Linked DNA regions of Homo sapiens: region 1 is linked to region 2. Evidence: chromatin loops called from intact Hi-C (ENCODE). Cell type or tissue: Caco-2. All regions are shown on one strand. Each heading gives the region's core, and the rest is flanking DNA. Links, peaks and the distances in the headings are about the cores only. Region 1 has its middle 21 kb from the start of ARAF. Region 2 holds the start of CFP (complement factor properdin).

The links. Peaks named below come from ENCODE experiments on the same cell type or tissue, not always from the same donor. Only the 100,000 strongest peaks of a DNase experiment are listed, where the experiment ranks them.
Region 1: a loop joins it to region 2, with 12 times the contacts of the local background. A loop is called at or near these places in 4 of 110 quality-filtered maps.

Annotation. Positions count from the first base shown.
Region 1 is chrX:47,534,643-47,546,429 of GRCh38, reverse strand. No RefSeq gene overlaps it. Among named protein-coding and RNA genes, the nearest start is that of ARAF, 21 kb to the left of the region's middle. RefSeq lists an enhancer at 4,946-5,240. In Caco-2, for the core only: a CTCF peak has its summit at 5,184 (motif pointing left); a DNase peak (open chromatin) is centred at 5,079.
Region 2 is chrX:47,620,821-47,632,607 of GRCh38, reverse strand. It overlaps CFP (complement factor properdin), which reads left to right and starts at 2,678. Exons shown (of 9, transcript NM_001145252.3): 1 at 2,678-2,839; 2 at 2,934-3,084; 3 at 4,331-4,506; 4 at 4,967-5,137; 5 at 5,276-5,467; 6 at 5,662-5,835; 7 at 6,089-6,280; 8 at 6,439-6,550; 9 at 8,168-9,326. The coding sequence starts at 2,764. The coding sequence ends at 8,333. In Caco-2, for the core only: no CTCF peak of the experiment used is centred there; a DNase peak (open chromatin) is centred at 3,307.

The DNA.
Region 1 (11,787 bases), core at 1,931-9,930, 88 kb after region 2:
CACGGGTCAAATCACTGGGGTTTAAGATCTGTGCACCAACTAAAATATTTAGAGAAATCCTGCACTGGCATGACCCACATAGTAAAGAGATGCCTCCTTAGGCTCTGTGGACATGTGTTTGCATCTCTGGCTGATAGAGAGTGTGTATCCTTAAAGTTAATAGATATCGCCAAGCTATTTCCAATGACAATACACCTATTGACAGTTCCATCAGACTTTTACATGTTTGACAATCTTTTTTTTTTTTGAGATGGAGTCTGGCTCTGTCACCAAGCTAGAGTGCAGTGGTGCGATCTTGGCTCACTGCAACCTCTGACTCCCTGGTTCAAGCTATTCTCCCGCCTCAGCCTCCCGAGTAGCTGGGATTACAGGCGCCTACCACCACGCCCAGCTAATTTTTGTATTTTTAGTAGAGACGGGGTTTTACCATGTTGGCCAGGATGGTCTCAATCTCCTGACATCGTGATCCGCCAGCCTCGGCCTCCCAAAGTGCTAGGATTATGGGCGTGAGCCACCGCGCCTGGCCATGTTTGACAATCTTATTGTGGTTTTAATGTGCAATTTCCTTGTTTCTAGTGAGACAGAGCCCTTTTTCACATGTTTAGATGTCATCTGAACTTCCTTCACTGTGAGTTGCTGATAGTTATTCTTTTCCATTGTGTTTCTTCTTTTTATATTGATTTACAAAACTCCATTATTTACTAAAGGCTTTACAGTTAGTTCTGCCTTTCTTTCTTTCTCTTTTTTTTTTTTTTTTCTGAGACACTGTCTCACTCTGTCATCCAGGTTGGAGTGCAGTGGCGCAGCCATGGTTCACTGCAACCTCTGCCTTACAGGTTCAAGTGATTCTGGTGCCTCAGCCTCCCGAGTAGCTGGGACTACAGGTGCATGCCACTAGGCCCAACTGATTTTTAAATTTTCAGTTGAGATGAGGTCTCACTATGTTGCCCAGGCTGGTCTTGAACTCCTGAGCTCAAGTGATCCCCCCATCTCAGCCTCCCTAAGTGCTGGGATTACAGGCATGAGCCACCATACTGGGCCTAGTTCTGCCTTTCATGTTCAGATCTATAATATCCTGTGAGTTGATGTTTGGTGGATAGTGTGCAATAGGGAACCAATTTTATTTATTTATTTTTCCCTATAGATATGCAATTGGGCTCAGATTTTTTTTTTTTTTTTAGACAGGGTCTCACTCTGTCACCCAGGCTGGAGTGCAGTAGTGCAGTCATAGCTCACTATAACCTTGAACAACTGGGCTCAAGTGACCCTCCCACCTCAGCATCCTGAGTAGCTGGGACTACAGGTACACGCCACCACATCCAGGTAATTTTCTTATTGTTTGTAGAGACAGGGTTTCACCATGTTGCCAAGGCTGGTCTTGAGCTCCTGGCCTCAAACAATCCTCCCGCCCCAGCCTCCCAAAGCACTGGGATTCCAGGCATAAGCCACCTCACCCAGCTCAGAACCACTGTTTTGAAAGGTCTGCCCTTCCCCATTGATCTGTAATAACACCTTGATCATAGACCAAGGGTCCATGCTGGGCATGCTGCTGTGCTTTCCATCCACCTTCATTTATCTGCTTGTCTATCCCTGCAGCAGTACCATGCTGTGCTAAGTTATATGTGCTCTGACATCTGGTGGAACAAGTTCTTCCAAATTTGCTTTTCTTTAAGAAGAACATCTATACAGTGTTCTTTTTTTTGAGACAGAGTCTCGCTCTGTCGCCCAGGCTGGAGTGCAGTAGCGTGATCTTGGCTCACCACAACCTCCGCCTCCTGGGTTCAAGCGATTCTCCTGCCTCAGCCTCCCCAGTAGCTGGGACTACAGGCGCCCACCACCATGCCCGGCTAATTTTTTTGTGTTTTTGTATTTGTATTATTTTGTATTTGTAGAGATGGGATTTCACTATGTTGGCCAGGCTGGTCTTGAACTCCTGACCTCATGATCCGTCCACCTCGGCCTCCCAAAGTGGTGGAATTACAGGCGTGAACCACAGCGCCCGGCCCATCTATGCAATATTCTAAGCCCACCCCTCACAGGTCCTAAAGTAAGAATCCAAATAGAAGCCACACACCACATATATTAATATTTACAAATTATTAATAAAACTAAAAATTTCCATCCCTTCCCTGGAACCCCAAGCAACCACCAATTATTTATTTATTATAGAGATGGAGTCTCACTATGTTGCCCAGGCTGGTCTTGAAGTCTTGGCCTCAAGTGATCCTTCCGCCTCAGCCTCCCAAAATGCTGGGATTACAGGCATGAGCCATCATGCCCAGCCAACCACTGATCTTTTATTCCCTCATCAGTTTCACCTTTTCCAGAAATGTCATATACTTGGAATCACAGTATGTAACCTTTTAAACTGGCTTCTTTCACTTAACAATATTCATTTAAATATCACCTGAGTCTTTTCATGGCTTAATAGCTAATTTCTTCTTTTTATTTTAGAACATCTTAAATTTTTAATCCTTATTTACAGGTTACCTCGACCACTTCTGATTGAGAAAACTAGCAGCCAAGTGCAATGGCTCACGCCTGTAATCCCAGCAATTTGGGAGGCCAAGGTGGAAGGATTGCTTGAGCCCAGGAGTTCAAGACCAGCCTGCACAACAGAGTGAGATCCCGTCTCTACAAAAAAATTAAAAATTAGCTGGGTGTGGTGGTTGCCCGCCTGCGGTCCCAGCTACTTGAGAAGCTGAGGTGAGATCTCTTGAGCCCAGGAGGTTGAGGCTGCGGTGAGCTGTGATCACACCCCTGCACCCCAGTCTGGATGACACAGGGAGACTATCTCTAAACAAAAGCATACAGGGTAAAATTTTAGCAAGTGAGGAATCTGGATAGAGGATATACAGTTCTTTGTTCTATTCTTACAAGTTTTCTGTTTGAAATTATTTCAAAATAAGCATTTTATTTTATTATTTATTTATTTATTTAGAGGCAGAGTCTCGCTTTGTCGCCCAGGCTGGAGTGCAATGGCTCAATCTTGGCTCACCGCAACCTCCGCCTCCTGGGTTCAAGCAGTTCTCCTGTCTCAGCCTCCAAAGCAGCTAGGATTACAGGCACACGCCACCACGCCTGGCTAATTTTTGTATTTTTAGTAGAGATGGGGTTTCACCATATTAGCCAGGGTGGTCTCGATCTCCTGACCTCGTGATCCACCCACCTCAGCCTCCCAAAGTGCTGGGATTACAGGCGTGAGCCACCGCGCCCAGCCTTATTTTATTTTATTTTATTTTTATTTTTTTGAGACAAAGTCTCGCTCTGTCGCTCAGGCTGGAGTGCAGTGGTGCGATCTTGGCTTACTGCAACCTCCACCATCTGGGTTTAAGAGATCCTTGTGCCTCAGCCTCCCAAGTAGCTGGGACTACAGGCACCTGCCACCATGCCTGGCTAATTTTTGTATTTTTAGTAGAGACGGGGTTTCACCATGTTGGCCAGGCTGGTCTCAAACTCCTGACCTCAAGTGATCCACCCGCCTCAGCCTCCCAAAGTGCTGGGATTACAGGCGTGAGCCACCGCGCTCAGCACAAAATAAGCATTTTAAAATGCAAAACAAAATATGGTGGAAAAGAGAAGAAATCCCCTATCTTGGAACTAAAGAATGCCTACAAACATACTTATTCTGTATGTCTACATATATGTACATAGGACTTCCATGTCAGCAGGTTTGGCTCAAGGGTTTCCTGGCCCTTCCTTGTACTCACAGTTTAGAGAAGCCCTCCGTGTCTGCAATGGGTTTGATGACTGGGCCCATCCACGGGTACTGAGGAAGGCAATGCCCAGAGGGCAGAGGCCAGTTAAGGTCCAAGGAGATGAGGTCTCCCTGAAGAATAGTTGGAGGACTAAAGAATGAGTGGGGCTTAGCCAAGTGACAGCTGGGGTTGGAGTGATAGTAACAGTTCCAGTTTCCTAAGAAGAGGGGCTTGTGATCTAGATGAGGTCCCTTTTTCTTCGGAGGGTTGGGGAGTTCATGGTATGAAAAGTATCTGAATCTCTAAATATTTGTGGAATAAATGGGTAAATGATCCTTTCATTCAAAATATACTTTAATGACAGAAAGTCATCAGACAGGGTCTTCTCTTCCTTGAAATCAAGATAAAAATAACGGCACTTCATGGTGCAGTGTTTTTCATTTCTTTCTGGAAAAGATATCTGTACCCTCTGCACATAAGTGGGTGCTTCTACTTTTTGGCTACAAGGGTTAAAATGATCAGTTATATATATATAGGCTAAATAAATTACTTTCTTGTATATTATTTTACACATAAGCACCCACTTATGTTCTAAAAATTCTTTTAATACAGATTTTTAAAAATTGCTCCAAGTGTTTTTAATCTTTTTGATGGGCATATATTTACTTCCTGTCTCTTGCCTTTTTGTTGTTGTTTGTTTGTTTGTTTTGAGACAGACTGGAGTGCAGTGGCGCGATCTCGGCTCACTGCAACCACCGCCTCCCGGGTTCAAGCAATTTTCGTTCCTCAGCCTCCCGAGTAGCTGGGATTACAGGCGCCCGACACCACACCCAGCTAAGTTTCGTATTTTTGTAGAGAGAGGGTTTCACCATGTTGGCCAGGCTGGTCCCGAACTCCTGACCTCAAATAATCCACCCACCTTGGCCTCCCAAAGTGCTGGGATTAAAGGCATGAGCCACCACACCCAGCCGCTTTTTCAAACTATATTTTCTCTTTCTGAAAAGAGAATATTCAAAATAAAAGAAACACGATAATGGTGTAAAATCTGGGAAATTAAAGAATGGAGTGAAATAAGCCATAATCTCTTTAGTAGTAATCATGGTTTACCATTGTGATATATTCCTTTTTAATGCATTTTCCTCTGAAGGCTTTATATGTCTCTATATCTTTTAAATACATTTTAAAATGAGAATAGGAATCTGAGGGGAATAAAAGCTGTAATATAAAATACGCGCAGGCTCATTCACATGATGGAAATGTTTTCCAGAGCCACTGGGTATTCTTAGAAACCATTTCTACCGCCGCCTAGACTAAAAGGAAGTGCAGACACCGTCAGTTGTTAGCTGACCGGCTGCAACTGGAACCTGAGAGCCCTTTGGCTGGAGTGTGGGAGGAGAGGAATTCTCGTTCCTGATTTGCTGATTGGTGTCTGCAGTGTCTTCTGTGTATGCCTGACTGTGGCTCAGAATACAGGGCCCTCTGCTGGGCTATGTGGAAAATTCCATCCAGGGAATTTTCTGGAAAGAACCGAGCCATGGAGAATGTAGGGGAAATATTCTAAGAACTAAAGAAAACAACTAAGTACTCATTTGACTTGATACAAGTTGGAAACTGCTTGGCAGATACAATATTGACGTGGTCAAATTAGAAAGCTCACCCCCCACACACACATCCACCCTCCTTTTTGTTATAAACATCTGAGATGTACTGCTGTGTGAAGTTTATTTTTAAAAGTTAATGACTAAAATGGGCCGGGCACAGTGGCTCACGCCTGTAATCCCAGCACTGTGTGAGGCTGAGGTGGGTGGTGGTGCACACCAGTCATACCAGCTACTCGAGAGGTTGAGAGGTAAGAGAATTGCTTGAACCCTGGAGGCGGAGGTTTTAGTGAGCTGAGATCGTGCCACTGCACTGCATCCTGCTAGACAGAGCGAGACTCTCTTAAAAAGAAAAAAAAGAGTTAGTGACTCAAATGGTACACTTTTATCATCACTCTGGAAAGCAAAACTGTGTAATTTTAAATATTCATACGTTTATTATCTTCAAAATCTAAATGAACTTTTGTTTTTTATTTGTTTTTATTATTATTATTATTATTATTTTGGGACAAGATCTCGCTCTGTCACCTAGACTGGAGTGCAGTGGCGCTATCATAGCTCACTGCAGGCTTGAACTCACAGGCTCAAGCCATCCTCTCACCTCATCATCCCCCCCACCAACTGCAGCCCCACCACCACCTCAGCTCCCCCACCAGTAGCTGGGACTACAGGCGTGCACCACCATGCCTGGCTAATATTTTTTATTATCTTTGTAAAGACGAGGATCTCCCTATGTTGCCCAGGCTGGTCCCAGACTCCTGGGCTCAAGTCATCTTCTGTCCTTGGTCTCCCAAAGTGCTGGGATACACCCATGAGCCACCGCACCCAGCCTGTTTTTTTTTTTAAATATTAAACTTCCTATCCACCTGGAGTAGTGTAAACTTGTTCTGTGATTTGGCAGTTTTCTTCTCAGAATCACTTGTCTCTAGCCACATGTTGGAGCAGAGAATGTCATGAAACCATTGGTTTAGGTGCTGGGTGTAGGCTCATTCTTTGCTCCTCATATAACCTAGTTAGTTAAGATATTAACAAAAGAGAAGAGGGTAATATCTAAATATAGACTTTTATATAATGAGATACTAATACATCCATTAAAACAAATGCACTCACTTGGAAAGATGCCATTATTTTACTGCCAAGTGAATAAAAATAGCTTGCAGAGCAGTAAGTACTCACTGATCTCATTTTCCTTAAAAAAATTATCTTGGTATAAGATCAGCAAAATGTTCCAAAGCACATGCAAAGAATTAAAATTTTGGGGGGCCTAATTCATTGCTTTTTTTTCGTGACTTCTAATTTGTCAATTATAAAAATATTTTCCCTGGCTGGGCGTGGTGGCTCATGCCTGTAATCCTGGCACTTTGGGAGGCCAAGGCAGGTGGATTGCCTGAGCTCAGGAGTATGAGACCATCCTGGGCGACATGGTGAAACCACATCTCTACTAAAAATACAAAAAAAAAAAATTAGTCAGGCGTGGTGGTGGGCACCTGTAGTCCCAGCTACTTGGGAGGCTTAGGCAGGAGAATTGCTTGAACTCAAGAGGCCAAAGTTGCAGTGAGCCGAGCTTGAGCCACTGCACTCCAGCCTGGGCGACAGAGCGAGACTCCGTTTCCAAATATATATATATATATTTTTTTTCCCCTAGTTTTAACGTAATACTCCCAAGTTTGTTGATTGGTTTTATTTTTTATTTATTTATTTTTTTTGTTTTACATTCAAAGCTTCTATCCAGATGAAATTTATTTTGGCATGAGGAGTAAGATAGACATTGAATTTTCTTTTTTATTTCCCCAAGTAACTGCTAGGGGACCCTAGAAATAATTGAAAGTTATTTGAATTTCTCAGGAAAATAGCACTTTGAAGTTCTCAGTTAGTGAAAGCTTTCAAAGGAAGAAAATTTTCAGAACCCTTTAAATATTGCACTTAACTGGGCATGATGGCTAGCACCTGTAATCTCAGCTACTCCAGAGGCTGAGGTAGGAGGACTGCTTGAACCTGGGAGGCAGAGGTTGCAATGAGCCGAGATCAAGCCACTACGCCAGCCTGGGCAACAGAGGGAGACCCTGTCCGTGAATTAGGTCAGTCTTGCATTGCTATAAAGAAATACCTGAGACCGGGTAATTTATAAAGAAAAGAGGCTTAATTGGCTCACAGTTTTATACAGGACTGTACAGGAAGGAGCCTGGGGAGGCCTCAAGGAGCTTTTACTCATGACGGAAGCCAAAGTGGGAACAGGTATCTCACATGGCAGAGCGAGAGCAAAGGGTGGGGAGGTGCCACACACTTTAAACAACCAAATATCTCGTGAAGTGAACCCACTCACTATAGCGAGGACAGCACCAAGCCATGAAGGATCTGCCCCCATGACCCAATCACCTCCCACCAGGCCCTACCTCAAACATTGAGGATTACAATTCAACATGAGCTTTGGCAAGGACATATATTCAAACTATATCACCCCATCTCTAAAGAAAAATTTGTAAGTAAATAAGTAAAAATAAATATTTGCACTTTTTTTTTAAAGATGCCCAGGCTGGAGTGCAATGGCGTGATCTCGGCTCACTGTAACCTCCGCCTCCCAGGTTCAAGCGATTCTCCTGCCTCAGCCTCCCGAGTAGCTGAGACTACAGGTGCCCGCCACCACACCCAGCTAATGTTTATACTTTTAATAGAGACGGGGTTTCACCATGTTGGCCAGGATGGTCTCGATCTCTTAACCTCATGATCCGCCCGCCTTGGCCTCCCAAAGTACTGGGATTACAGGCATGAGCCACAGCACCTGGCCGGTTTTTCTTTGTAGTTTTAGTAGAGACAGGATTTCACCATGTTGGTCAGGCCAGTCTCAAACTCCTGACCTCAGGTGATCCGCCTGCCTCGGCCTCCCAAAGTGCTGGGATTACACATGTGAGCCACTGCGCCCAGCCTTATCTCAACTTTTTATATTGATTACATGGTGAAATGATAACATTTTGGATATAATGGATTAAATAAAATATATTAAATTATTTTAAAAAATCAGTAGTTTGCGGAAAGGCACTTTGAGATCTTGTAAACATTCTGTTCCTCATCAAATTTTCAATGTATTCATTTATTTATATCAGTATGGACTCATGGTTCCCTATTTTATTCTATGAGTTATAGGTTATTTTTTATTTTAAAAAATTTATATTCTTTTCATCACATAAATTGGGATAGCGATGGAGAAGAATGAAGTACTGCAGCAGATCTGAATAGTCATACAAGTGAGTATGTAGAATATATGTTAGTTACCCCAGAGCATGAAGAGTGAAATTCTCATGAGCTAAACATTCACATGATGGATTTTACGGTGTTACTGTAAGTCCACCTAGCATTTCCAGTTGAGCACATCCTTCCTAGGTGAAATGATAGAAAGAATAACAAACCCTTGAGTGCTAGCTCTGTATCAAGTGCTGCCCTAAGCGACTCCACATATGAACTCACCTACATTTCACAGATAAGGAGACAGGCTTGGAGGAAGGCAGTAACTTAGCCAGGAACACAGCACGAGTGTGGGCCAGAGCCAAGATTCTAACCCAGGCAGTGTGGCTCCCACCACCACGTTCTTGCTTGTTGTTCTCTTCTGTGTCCAGAAGATTCCTTCCTGCCCCACCTTGTTCTCACCACTCTCTGGTTAATTCTATGTAGCCATGGTCTAAACCAGTTATACAATCATCCTAGGTGAGCTGCACATTTTTAAAAATTAAACTTTGATTTTGAGATCAGTGTCAATTCCCATGCAATTGCAAGAATAATACAGAGAGATCCTATGTGCCCTTCACCCAGTTTCCTCCAATGGTGACACCTTCCAGAATAACAGCACAATATCACAACCAGGATGTGGCCATTGACACAACCCCGGGATGTCTCCTGCTGCCCTTTCGCAACCACACCTGCTACACTAGTGCCTGCCGTGTATCCCCTCCAGGTTCCTAATCCCTGACACTAATCTGTTCTCTATCTCTAGAATGTTGTCATTTCACGACTGTTATAGAACTTGAATTATACAATATGTGAACTGTTGGATTTGACTTTTTTCACTCAGCATAGTTCCCTGGAGATTCATCCAAGTTGCTGCATGTATCAACATCTTGTACCTTTTTTTTTCTTCTTTTTTTGAAACAGGGTCTCACTCTGTCACTCAGGCTGGAGTGTAGTGGCACGATCACGGCTCACTGCAACCTCCCCCTCCCGGGCTCAAGTGATCCTCCCACCTCAATCAACCTCCCAGATAGCTGGGACTACAGGTGCAAACCACCACACCAGGGTAATTTTTGTATTTTTTGTAGAGACGGGGTTTTGCCATGTTGCCCAGGCTGGTCTCGAACTCCTGGGCTCAAGTGATCCACCTACCTCAGCCTCCCAAGGTGCTGAGATAACAGGCATGAGCCACTGCGCCCAGCCCATCTTATTCCTTTTTCTTGTTGAATAGTATTCCACAGTATGGATGTACCATGGTTTGTTTAACCATCCACCTATTGAAGAATGTCTGGGTTGTTTCCAGTCTTTCATTATTTCTAACATAGCTGCTATGAACATTAATGTACAGGTTTTTATGTGAATATAGGTTTTCATTTCTCTAGGATAACTGCCCAAGAGTGCAATTGCTAGGTTATATGGTAATTGCATGTTTAGTTTGTAAGAAGCTACCAGACTGTCTGGATCATTTTACATTCCCACCTGCCATGCATGAGTGATCCGTTTTCTCTGCATCCTGGCCAGCATCTCGTATTGTCACTGTTTTTTTTTTTTTAATTTTAGCCATTCTGATATTCATGACTGATAGCTGATTGTGGTTTTAATTTGTATTTTCTTTTCTTTTTCTTTCTTTCTTTCTTTCTTTTTTTTTTTTTTTTTTTGAGATGGAGTCTCACTTTGTCGCCCAGGCTGGAGTGCAGTGGTGCAATCTCGGCTCACTACAACCTCTGCCTGTTGGGCTCAAGCAATTCTCCTGCCCCAGCTTCCCCAGTAGCTGGGACTACAGGTGCGCACCACCACGCCGGGCTAATTTTTCTATTTTTAGTAGAAAAAAAATACAGGGTTTTACTATGTTGGCCAGACTGGTCTCGAACTCCTGAGCTCAGGTGATCTGCCCACGTCAGCCTCCCATAGTGATGGGATTACAGGCGTGAGCCACCACACTTGGCCTAATTTGCATTTTCTTAATGGCGAGTGATATTGAACATCTTTTCATGTGGATATTTGCCATCTGTACATCCCATTCAGTGAAATGTCTCTTCGCATCTTTTGCCAATTTTCTAAAGGGATTGTTTGCTTCTTTACTGTTGAGTTTTGAGAGTTCTTTTTATATTGTAGATACTAGCCTTTTGTCGAATATGTCATTTACAAATATTTTCTCGCAGCCTATAGCTTGTCTTTTCACAGAGCAAAAGTTTCTAATGATCAAATTTCCCGTTTATGAATTGTGGTTTTTATCTTCTGAATTCTTTTTGCCTAGTCTTAATCCCAAATATATAGTCCTAGGTTTTTCCCTAGAAGCATTATAGTTTTACACTTCACATTTAAGTCAATGATCCATCCATTTGGAGTTAATTTTTGTACTAAGTGTGATTTAGGTCCAGGTTCCTTTTTTGGTTTTTGTTTGTTTGTTTTTGCTATTGGATGTCCTATGGCTCCAGCATTGTTTGTTCCACTGAACTGCTTTTGCCCCTTTGTAAAGAATCGGTTGGCAGCCCAGCCCGGGCAACATGGCAAAACCCTGTCTCTACAATAAATACAAAAATCAGCCAGGCACGGTCGTGTGTGCATGTAGTACCAGCAACTTGGGAGGCTGAGGTGGGAGGATCACCTGAGTCCTGGAGGTCGAGGCTGCAGTGAGCCATGATCATGTCACTGCACTCCAGGCTGGACGACAGAGTGAGACTCAGTTGGTAACCTGGACAACATAGCAAGACCCCATCTCTACCAAAAATTTTTTTAAAATAGCCAGGTGTGCTGCTGAACGCCTGTAGTCCCAGCTATTTGGGAGGATGAGGTGGGAGGATCATCTGAGTCCAGGAGGTCAAGGCTACAGTGAGTTGTGATCATGCCACTGCACTCCAGCCTAGGTGACAGAGTGAGACCCTGTGTCTAACAAAAAAATAAATTAATTAAAAATAAAAATTAAAAAATCAGTTGGACACATTGGTATGGGTCTATTTCTGGGTTCTCTATTCTGTTCCATTGGTCTATGTGTCTATCCCTTCTCCAATACCACACTGTCTTGATTACTGTGGTTTGGGTTTGGTTTGGACAAATGTATAATGCATGTTTCCACCATTATTGTATCATACAGAAGAGTTCCACTGCCCTAGAAGTCCTCCATGCTCTGTTTATTAATCCCTCCCTCCCTCCAGCCCCTAACAACCACTGATCTTTTTTTTTCTTTTTGAGGCAGGGTCTGACTCTGTCGCCCAGGCTGGAGCACAGTGGCATGATCACAGCTCACTGCAGCCTCCAACTCCTGGGTGCAG
Region 2 (11,787 bases), core at 160-8,159:
CTAATGCCCTGCAGACCCAGCAGTTAACAAGCCAGACAAAAATCCCTGCCCTTGTGGAACTGATATTTAGGGAGTGAGAATAACAAGAAGCAGGCAAATACATAGTAGCAGGTAGGGATGTAATAATTAAATAAGACAAGACTCTCACTCTTTGTTTAAGGAATCTGCAGTCATTTTATTGCCTAAACGTGTGGGAAAAGATAGAGTGCTGACAGTCCTCTTCCACAGGGAATCCTATGAGTATTTATACAGTTTAGAAACAAAGGAAATATTGTTAATATTATTACCAGGGCAACAGGTGGTTAAATAAAGAAGCCAGCCAGAATTTCAGGTTTCTTTCTTTTTTTTTTTTTTTTTTTTTGGGACAGAGTCTCACTCTGTCGCCCAGGCTGGAGTGCAGTGGCACGATCTCAGCTCACTAGAGCCTCTGCCTCCCGAGTTCAAGCGATTCTCCTGCCTCAGCCTCCCAAGTAGCTGGGATTACAGGCATCCGCCACCACGCCTGGCTAATTTTTGTATTTTTAGTAGAGACGGCGTTTCACCATGTTGACCAGGCTGGTCTCGAACTCCTGACGTCAGGTGATCCACCTGCCTCAATCTCCCAAAGTGTTGGGATTACAGGCGTGAGCCACCATGCCTGGCCAGTTTCAGGTCTCTTGGAGAGTGTTTTCACAGGATAACACAGCAATGATTGTCTTGAAGTCGTAGAATCTTAATAAGACTCCTTTGTTCAAAGCACATTTTCAAGGATAGCCTTATGTTATCAGAGAACAGAGTATGTCTGTAATGGATACAGATATTAACACATACTTTACTGCCCATAAAACAAGTGTTCCTGAAGAACTTCTGTTTTAACAGCTGACCAAATTATTACATTTGAATTTGCAGAATTCCTCTGCCTCCCTGAGAGCAGAGGAAATTAGGCATTGCCTTCCTATCTTTCTTGTGCTTCTTTTTGTTAATTAAAAGCAAAATAAAAATTTTAAAGTGGGCCCTGGAGTTTCATTAGGGTTTATAAAAAAAAAATAAAAAAATAAAAAAAAAAGAAGGGCTGGTGTGATGGCTCATGCCTGTAATCCCAGCACTTTGGGAGGCTGAGGTTGGGAGAAAATATTGAAGCCAGGAGTTTGAGACCAGCCTGGGCAACACAACGAGACCCCATCTATACAGAAAATAAAAACATTAGTTGTGTGGTGGTGTGTGCCTGTAGTCCCAGCTACTTGGGGACGCTAAGGTGGGAAAATCACTTGAGCCCAGGAGTTTGAGGCTGCAATGAGCTATGATCAGACCACTGCACTCCAGCCCAGGTGACAGCAAGACTCTGTCTCTTTAAAACAAAACAAACAAAAAAACAGGTTTGGAAGCTACTGGGCTAGAGAGTGACAGGGATGCCAGACAAGGGTATGGGGAAGGCCTCTGTGAGGAGGGGCAACATTTGTTATCCATCTTCTCGAGGGCCAGGATTTTTGTCTGTCCTATTCTCTGCTCTAATGCTAAGAACCGCATCTGGCATCCAGTAGGTGCTCAATAAATGTTGAATAAATTTATCAAACACAGAGCACCTACTATATGCCAGGCACTGTTCTAAAGACTTTCCAAAAGCTTAACTCCTGGCCGGGCACGGTGACTCACGCCTGTAATCCTAGCACTTTGGGAGGCCAAGGCAGGTGGATAACCTGAGGTCAGGAGTTCGAGACCAGCCTGGCCAACATGGTGAAACCCTGTCTCCACTAAAAATACAAAAATTAGCTGGACATGGTGGTACACGGCTGTAATCCCAGCTACTCAGGAGGCTGAGGCAGGAGAATTGGTTGAAATCGGGAGGCAGAGGTTGCAGTGAGCCGAGATCGTGACACTGCACGCCAGCCTGGGCGACGGAGTGAGACTCCATCTCGACAAAACAAACAAAAGCTTAACTCGCAATCTTTGCAACACACCCTACCTATGTTGTAGGTGCTGTCTGTGAGCACATTTTACAGAGGGGAAACAGGCTCCAGAAGGGGGGTGTTATCTGCCTGAGGGTTCTCTGATGGAATATGGCCCAGCTTATTCCCTCCTAATCACCCCAGACCCTGGTGTTGTCCCCAGCTGGGCCCATGGAACAATGGATAGACCCCATTCCCCTCCTGAATCCCTCCCCAGGCTCCTGCCACTTCCCTTTCTCACTTCCCTTGTGCTGACCTCCCCGACCACAAGCTGACCACAGGGAACCTCTCAGGAAAGGAGGGCCGAGGTTAAGGGAGGGTGGAAGGTGGAGCAACTGACTCGATGCTCCCTCCACCCCCACGAGCAGGAACATACTGAGCACCGCACACTCACTTCACCCTGGTTCAACACCCCCACGAGGTTGACCCCGTCATTATGTTAGAGATTATGCATTTTCCACATAGGGAAACTGAGGCTCAGGGGTGTTAAGTGACTCACCCAAGGTCACACGGCTAGGAAGTTGCTGCACGCTCCTATGCTCCATTTCCTCTGGGTGAGAATTTGTCCTAGGAGCTTCTATTGAACACTGTGAGGTTGCTGGGAGGAGCGCGAGGTGCTGGGGATATAGTAACAAACAGAACAAGACCAAGAGTAAGACAGGAAATGGGGAGGGGAGAGTAGAGAAGGAGGCAGAGGGGACAGGGTGGGGTCAAAGCAGGATGCCCTCCCAGTTCCTCCTGCCTCTAGGTTCCTCTTTCCCTGCTGATTCCAGGAGCCTATCAACCCAGATAAAGCGGGACCTCCTCTCTGGTAGAGGTGCAGGGGGCAGTACTCAACATGATCACAGAGGGAGCGCAGGCCCCTCGATTGTTGCTGCCGCCGCTGCTCCTGCTGCTCACCCTGCCAGCCACAGGTGAGGGGGTGAGGGCCCAGCTGGCCCCAGGGGTGTCCAGGCCCACCACATCCCTGACCGAGCCCCACCCACCCATCCCCTGGCCCTGTTACAGGCTCAGACCCCGTGCTCTGCTTCACCCAGTATGAAGAATCCTCCGGCAAGTGCAAGGGCCTCCTGGGGGGTGGTGTCAGCGTGGAAGACTGCTGTCTCAACACTGCCTTTGCCTACCAGAAACGTAGTGGTGGGCTCTGTCAGCCTTGCAGGTTAGGGGGAGCCTGGGGTGGGGGATGGGGGGGAGGGAAGGACTGTCTGTGGGGGTCACCCAAAACTGGGCACTTTCTTTCTCTGGGACTTCCAAGGGTGGCCCTGAGGCCCTGATCGTGACCATACCTCAGGGTTTCTCAACCTTGTTACTATTGACATTTGGGGCTGGAAATTCTTGGCTGGGGGAGGGGATTGCTTACCTGTGTATTGTGGGATGTTTTGTAACACCCCTAGCCTTCCACTAGATGCCAGTAGCAATTCTCCCCACCAGCTGTGACAACCAAACATGTCAGCAGACATTGCCAAATGTCCCCTGGGGGTCAAAATCACCCCTGATTGAGAACCACTGACATAGCTCACACATATTGAGCACCTCCTGCACACTGGAAGCATTGCAGGTGGGGTGCAGCTTGGTATTTCCCTAATTTTGATGACAGCTCATGTTTATTGAGTGCTTACTGTATATGGACACACTGTGGGGGCGGGAAAGTTTGGGGAATTCAAAGGGCAGCTCTAGGCCCCTAATTATGATGACACTTCACATTCATTGAGCACTCCCTGTATACCAGCTGCATGGCAGGGTTGGGAGATGAGCTTGAGGATTTCTGAGGGTAGCTCTAGTCTCCTGATCATGATTTCCAGCTTGCATGGATTGAGCCCTTACCGTATGCCAGACCTGTTTTCTACTTGTTTACTATATATCCCAGATACACCGTGGGCATGGGGAGCTTGGGGATTTTTGAGGGCAGCTCTGGGCCCCAAGTCATGTCAACAGTTCATCACATCTATTTGGCATGAACAGCATACCTAGGGCTATGCAGTGGGTTGGGGATAGATCTGGGGTTATTTCTGAGGAGGCCTCTGAGGTCATAGGGATGATGGCTCAGGTTTATTAAGCACTTTCTATTTACCTACTACCGTGTAGTGTGGTGATCTGGTGGGTTTCTGACAGCAGCCCTTGGTTTCTAGTCCTTACCTTTGCTTACTGCGGACCTGGTGTTGGCCATGCAGCCTTCCAATGGTAACTCCAGATGCCTGATTGTGAAGGTAAATGACATTATCAAGCACTTATTGTATATCCACTGCTTCCCATCAGTATCCCAATATCCCTAAAAGGTAAGGACTTATCAATCCATCGCACACGCACTTGCCTAGCAACCCTTCGTGTCTGCCCACACTCTGGAGTCCCACATGCCATTCTTGTTAGCTCATGCCAGGATGGGATGTGTGTGCTCTTCTCCACAGGTCCCCACGATGGTCCCTGTGGTCCACATGGGCCCCCTGTTCGGTGACGTGCTCTGAGGGCTCCCAGCTGCGGTACCGGCGCTGTGTGGGCTGGAATGGGCAGTGCTCTGGAAAGGTGGCACCTGGGACCCTGGAGTGGCAGCTCCAGGCCTGTGAGGACCAGCAGTGCTGTCCTGGTGAGGAGGATGAGCAAGGCGGGCAAGCACTCCCTGTCACCCAGCACTGGTGGGAACGATCGGTACAGAGGTCCTCAGAGTGGGCCCGTCCCCAGTGTTTGTAAGGACCTAAGGAGGAGAGTGGTGGGAGGTGAGGTCAGAGAGGTGAGGAGGGTCCATTGCCTGGGGGCCACAGAGAGGACGTTGGCTTTTCATCTGAGTAATTTGGACTGTGGGCAGAGGAGGAACGTGATCTGACTGGGGTTGGGAGGAGAACAGACTGTGCACGGTGAGGGTGAGAGGGGAAGCGGAGGCACCCATGTGAAGGTTGCTGCGGCAGGCCCGGTGAGCGGGGATGGTGGGCCCAGAATGGTGGCAGAGGATATAAGGACAGGATTAGCTCATGTGGGGCACTCAAGGAAGCAAAGAGCCCTGAATGACACCCCACCTCCATCCCATTACCCTCTCTTCTCTCCCACAGAGATGGGCGGCTGGTCTGGCTGGGGGCCCTGGGAGCCTTGCTCTGTCACCTGCTCCAAAGGGACCCGGACCCGCAGGCGAGCCTGTAATCACCCTGCTCCCAAGTGTGGGGGCCACTGCCCAGGACAGGCACAGGAATCAGAGGCCTGTGACACCCAGCAGGTCTGCCCCAGTGAGTGAGGGAAGCCACAGGATGCTGATGGGTGCACCCAGCGTGGGTCTGCGGGGTTACAGCAGGGAACTGCCAGGCTGAGAGGACTTTAGCATGCATGACCACACCTGCATCCCTCCACCTCCCACCCCACCACAGCACACGGGGCCTGGGCCACCTGGGGCCCCTGGACCCCCTGCTCAGCCTCCTGCCACGGTGGACCCCACGAACCTAAGGAGACACGAAGCCGCAAGTGTTCTGCACCTGAGCCCTCCCAGAAACCTCCTGGGAAGCCCTGCCCGGGGCTAGCCTACGAGCAGCGGAGGTGCACCGGCCTGCCACCCTGCCCAGGTACACCAGGATGAGGCTGCTGATGTTGCTGGTGGGGCTCTTGATTGAGGGCAGAGATGCTCTGCCATTTCTAGAGTTCCTAGGCCATGTGACCATGCAGCCCTTCATTTGGGGACAGTCTGCTTCAAGGGTCTAGGGGCTGAGAGGAAGGATTGAGGAGGCCTTTCTCCTCACTCCCTTTCCTCCTCCAACAGTGGCTGGGGGCTGGGGGCCTTGGGGCCCTGTGAGCCCCTGCCCTGTGACCTGTGGCCTGGGCCAGACCATGGAACAACGGACGTGCAATCACCCTGTGCCCCAGCATGGGGGCCCCTTCTGTGCTGGCGATGCCACCCGGACCCACATCTGCAACACAGCTGTGCCCTGCCCTGGTCAGCATCTCAGGGTTCACGATTTGCATGCCTAAGTCCCCCTTGCCCTTCTCTGCTGCCCAGCTCCTGCTGCTGAGGCCTTGTTCCTGTCTCTGATTCCTCCTTTCCTGGCCCTGATACCTTGTTTCCACCCCTGGTCCCCCATTCACACATCTGATCACCTCTACTCCCTCCTACCGCCCTCATTCCTTCCTCTGAACCCCCTTGCTGATTCCCTGCTTTGGTCCAATCCCCTGTTGCCCTGTCTCTGCAGTGGATGGGGAGTGGGACTCGTGGGGGGAGTGGAGCCCCTGTATCCGACGGAACATGAAGTCCATCAGCTGTCAAGAAATCCCGGGCCAGCAGTCACGCGGGAGGACCTGCAGGGGCCGCAAGTTTGACGGACATCGATGTGCCGGGCAACAGCAGGATATCCGGCACTGCTACAGCATCCAGCACTGCCCCTGTGAGTGTCCCACAGACTGTGCTCTGAGGGTGGGGTGGCCCATGCAGGATAAGGGGTTTCCAACTCTCTGCTGTGGACCTCACGTCTCTGCAGCCTCCCTCTCACTTTCCCACCAAGACCTCCAGTTCTGACTCTGTGACCCCTACCCCTCATTGCAGTGAAAGGATCATGGTCAGAGTGGAGTACCTGGGGGCTGTGCATGCCCCCCTGTGGACCTAATCCTACCCGTGCCCGCCAGCGCCTCTGCACACCCTTGCTCCCCAAGTACCCGTGAGTGAGAGGGCAAAGTATGCCTGGGAGGGGGTCATTATATTACAGGCGGGAGAGTCGGCTACCCCAGGAAACCAGGGTTTCCACTGCTGAATCTAAGGTATCTGCCTTGCCGAGTGCCACCTCCCAGCTGCAGGAAGTGGGGAGAAACTAAGAAGATGAGAAAGAAGTTCTTGGAGGATAATTCGTAGCCTCTGTGCCCCTCAGTCACCTGTTCAGTCACTCATCCACTTAGTCCTTCATGTGTCATTGACTCCGACCTTCAGTTACCCATGCTTTTAGCTGCCATCACTCAGGCCTCCATTCACTGCCTGCCTCCCACAGTCACTCATGCCTCCATCCACTTTGTCAGCATCTCACTGAGCCAAGGCACTCCAAGGCTTTTTCAGCAACAGTTGCAGATACACACAGCCCAGATCCTGTGGATCCTCCAAGGGACCCAGCTGAGCAAGCCCCTGACAGGAGGCATATGAGGAACAGCTGGTGCATGCAACAGGTGCTGCCACCTCAACCTAGGTCCAGGAAGCTGACTGGGCCTCCCAGGGCAGGTAGGGGTTGGGAAAGGCATTCCTGGCATCAAGACTGTGAACGGAGCCTTGGAGCTAGGTGATTAGCCGCTATAAGTGTTTCCAGGTGCCAGAGGGGCCCAGGTGTTAGAGAGGGTTAAAATGTTCATCCCTTTTCTTCCTTCCACATACATCAAGCTACTAGATTAAGTGAACTATTCCCAGCTCGTGGAAGGGCTGCCATCTGGGAAGGGATCTCCCGGCTGAGGGGGTTAGAGTGGGGCCTGAAGATTAGAGGTGTTGAATGGAGGCACAAAGGACTTGAGTGAGCGAGAGACTGAGTGGAGGAAGAAGCAATTGAGAGAACTGGGATGGGAGTGAATGGAGGGCTTTCCTAGTGGGACAAATAACCCAGGTAAAGACCTTTCTGGACAGGGACTGAGCTTGAATAAAGTGGAGGAGACAGAGAGAGAGATTGGCTTGGGGCAGGGATTTGGGCCCAACAATAAGGCCTTGAATGTCAGGACAAGGCATTGGGTTTTTTCCTGGAGGCAGTGGAAAGAGATATAAAGGGTATATATTTCGGAGGTAAAAGAAAGTAGCTCATGCCAACAAGTAACATTCACCAGCATTTATTGAGCACTTGCTGTGTGCCAGGCACTGCTCTGAGCACTTTACCTGAATTAACTCATTTATCCTCATTCAACCCCGTGAGGTGAGTATTAATATTACTATTCCTACCATTCTCATTTTGCAGATGAGGGAAACCGAGGCACAGAGAAGCTAAAGAAATTGCCCAATATCCTATAGCTAAAAAGTAGTGTTGGGAGGCCAGGCACAGTGGCTCACGCCTGTAATCCCAGCAACACTTTGGGAGGCTGAGGCAGGAGCATCACTTGAGCCCAGGAGATTGAGGCTGCAGTGAGCTATGATTGTGCCACTGCACTGCAGCCTGGGCAACAGAGTGAGACCCTGCCTCAAAAAAAAAAAAGGAAAAAAAAAAAAAAAAAAAGTAGCCCTCGGCATATAGCAGGCACTCAATAAGAATTGAATGCATTCTTGCCTTCCCTGAGATTCTCCCTTCCGTTCCTCCCCACCCCTAATGCCTCAGGCCCACCGTTTCCATGGTCGAAGGTCAGGGCGAGAAGAACGTGACCTTCTGGGGGAGACCGCTGCCACGGTGTGAGGAGCTACAAGGGCAGAAGCTGGTGGTGGAGGAGAAACGACCATGTCTACACGTGCCTGCTTGCAAAGACCCTGAGGAAGAGGAACTCTAACACTTCTCTCCTCCACTCTGAGCCCCCTGACCTTCCAAACCTCAATAAACTAGCCTCTTCGAGTTCGTCTACGATTCCTTAAAGGAGGAAAAACAACCTATCCCCTTCCCCAAAAGTAGGGTGATAGCATCTCATAGGGCAAACAGCACAGCACGGGCCAAGACACAGCAGCCTGTTGCGGAAAACAGTATTTTCCACTGTGGTCGCAGGTTGGCAGGAGTGAAAGCGAGTGTGCAGTCCCAGCCTCTCCCCGCCGCTGCCATAACCCCAATGTCTGGGCCCTGCGCAGCCCCCTTAGAGCCTCAGGGCCGCCCGGCACGTTCCTCTGCAGAGCTCCGCGTTACGGGTTTCCTGATTGGCTACTTGTCCTGGCAGGCACTTCTTGATTGGCCGGCGTGCTTGTTCGTTGTCTCCCCGTCTCCTGGACCTCCCTAGATTCCCACCAGCCGGAACCCTGGAGGAGCCTCTGCCGGCCGACTCCGACTCCGCGTCAGTCGAGGATGAACGGCAGAGGCGTGGCCGAGGCTGGCACCCTGCCGCCCGAGCACCTGCACCCACCCACTCCCGACAGCCCAGCTCCAATGCCACAATTACCAGCGACAAATAGCTCGGCGAGGCGGGGGGCGGGCCGAGGAAGTGCCTGTGTTGCGCTCTGAGCTGAGGAGGGGCAAAGAAGCTAGAGTCAGTATCCGCCCGGAGGAGCCCCCAAGACAAATCCAGACACTTTCCTCTGGTAATTTGTTCATTCATTCAACACTTATTAGCGCCTGCTGTATGCTAAAGCTGAGTCTGAGCATCTAGGGTGGAGGAGGGCTGGTAGAAAGAGGACATCTGAGTGAGGGAACAGACTCAGAAGGTATTCCTTTCGTGTGAACATCTATTCAACACTTAACGCCTACTGTATACTAACAATAGTGCTGGACATCACGGAGAATAGAGAAGAAGAGGAATCAGAGCGTTACGTGTCTCCGCAGTAAAGGGAACAAAGCCAGACACCAGTGCTTTTAGCATTTGCTCATTCATTTACCACTTACTGAATGCCGGGCCCCTTGTGAAGAGACGCATCATAAGAATCATAATAATCATGGTAATAGCTACTACTTAGAAAGTACTTACTGTGTGCTTAGTAGTGTCTTAAGGCTTTCCATAGCATGAACTCATTTCGTCCACAGCAAACCCATGTGGGTAAGTATTATTATCCCCATTTTACAAAGGAAACACGCACAGAAAGGTAGTAGGCTGGACATTTTTGAAGCATCATGGATTGTGATGAGGTCTTAAATGTCAAGAGTGCTGTGGGTGGAGGGGACCCGTCTGTGTGGGAAGGTTCGGGTAGGAGGTTTGTGACATGCACACCCAGAGTATATTGGTACACTTACTTGACTTCTCTGGTTCGTTTTCCCCTTATTCAAGTGGACCAGTCAATGAGTTGAAGTGAAGATGAAGTTGATGAGTACTTACTTGGTCATCTTGGGAAGACTGAGCCAAAGTGAGGGGTTCTGGTTGCTACTACAGGGTATGAGAGAGGTATACGTTTACAAGAAAGTGGGAATTCAGCTGTGTGTGTGTGAGAGAGAGATGCAGACCTTTGGGCCTGTGCAAGAATTAAGGATGTATTGATATGTGGCATGTGTGTGAGGTTACAAATGTATGTATGCCATAACAATGCAGGAGTCCCGTGTGTGCACATACACATTAAGGTGCCATGGACATGTATGTGTGAGTCACAAACATGGGTACAATACTGAATGTGAACATATGTCAGGGGTGTGTGTTTGAGAGTCGTTGCTCACCAATGTACAGCAAAATCATTATTGGGGCCCCTTTTGTACGCCTATTCCTGCTGAACAAGATGGAGACAGTTTGGGGGAGCCTAACCTTTGCCTTAGTGAATTGAGGCACTCCTGAGGTGAATCCTCATTCCTCTACAAAACAATCTACAAAAAATTAATTTCTGGAAATTGAGCCACGTGGAAAAATGAAATGGTGCTGGGGCCACAAGTACTAGGAACCTAGGAATGGGGACCCCAGGAAGAGGCGCAGCCTGGAGATAGATTCCCGAGGAACCTGAATTCAGACCTAAAGGAGTCAGAAAGATCTGTAGACCTGCAGCTGTTCCTGTCCCCAAAGAGGGCACCGCGCCCTGCACAGCTTGTTTGCTTCCGTTACTGGGCAAAAAACCAGGGAGCACATACTTCAAGACATTGGAAAATATCTGATTTGCGGGGAGATCCCCATCTGGGTAACACTAGGATTTGGAATGCCAGAGAAGGAATCCTGAAGGGAGGAGAAAAGAGTGGCCAAATCAAAGGCCTGGAGGTGGGACTGAAGCTGGCTGGGTTGGAGGAGGGAGTAGAGGATGGTTTGGGAAGTGTTTGACTTGGGTACTGTGGAAGCCTAGGGGAGGAGGGGATAGAATCTGAGACCTGGGGGTGAGGGGTTCCTGCAGACAGTGGCCAAAGGCAGCCCTCGAGAGAGAAGGAGAGGACATTCCTGGCAGAAGTTACAACACATGCAAAGGTACAGAGGTTGCCCCCTTCCTACCCCTCTCCTTAGAGGTGGGTTAGAGATGTATCCTTTTTACAGATGAGGAAACCAAATCTCAGAAAGATTAAGTCACTTTCCCAAGTGTATGGTGGAGGCCCCACTTGAACCCAGGCACTGTGTCTCCAGACCCCACACTATTACTGCCTTGTTTAAACCAGCCAATGATTTAATGAATAAAGGATGAACAAATGAATAAGTGGATGAGTCACCTGAAAATTCTGCAGGCAAAAGAGACTCCATATCTACTTACTTCTTGCCTATCTTCTGCCACCTCTCCTAGTCCACCATCACTGCTCACTATGGTCAAGGTCCTACCCAATCTGGCCCCTGCTACCACAACCCCCTTCAGCTTGTTCCAGCCACATTGGCACTGGATGTTTCCTCTTCCTGGCACATTCTTAAAAAAATGTGTTGATCATAAAGTGAACATGACCCTTTGGGAATTAACTGGAGTTCTTGTATTCCCTCATCTGTAAAATAGACATTATATTATCCACCCCACTGGATTGTTGTGAGGGTTGGATGAAATGATGCATGTAAACAGCTTAGTTAAGAGTTGGGTACAATCAGTGAACAAATGATTATGAATTAGTGCTTTTATTGTAGTCAGAATCATAAAGATTTGACAGGTTCCCATATCCCACCTCTGCTTGGACTACCTCATTTGCTCATATGCAAACATTATTTGGTACCTACTGTGTGTGCACCATGGGATGGGCCTGCCTCTGTGGAAAGTTCTTGGGTGCAGGGGGAGACAGCCATGGGCACTGATGACATCAGGTAGTTATCGTGAGTTTTGGCGGTGTCCAGAGCAAAGGGATGGTGGCGTATATACCAAGTGTGTTCTGGTGTGGGGGTGGACACGCACCAGGGCTAGGGCTGCAGAGAATGTCTGTGTTGCAGATCT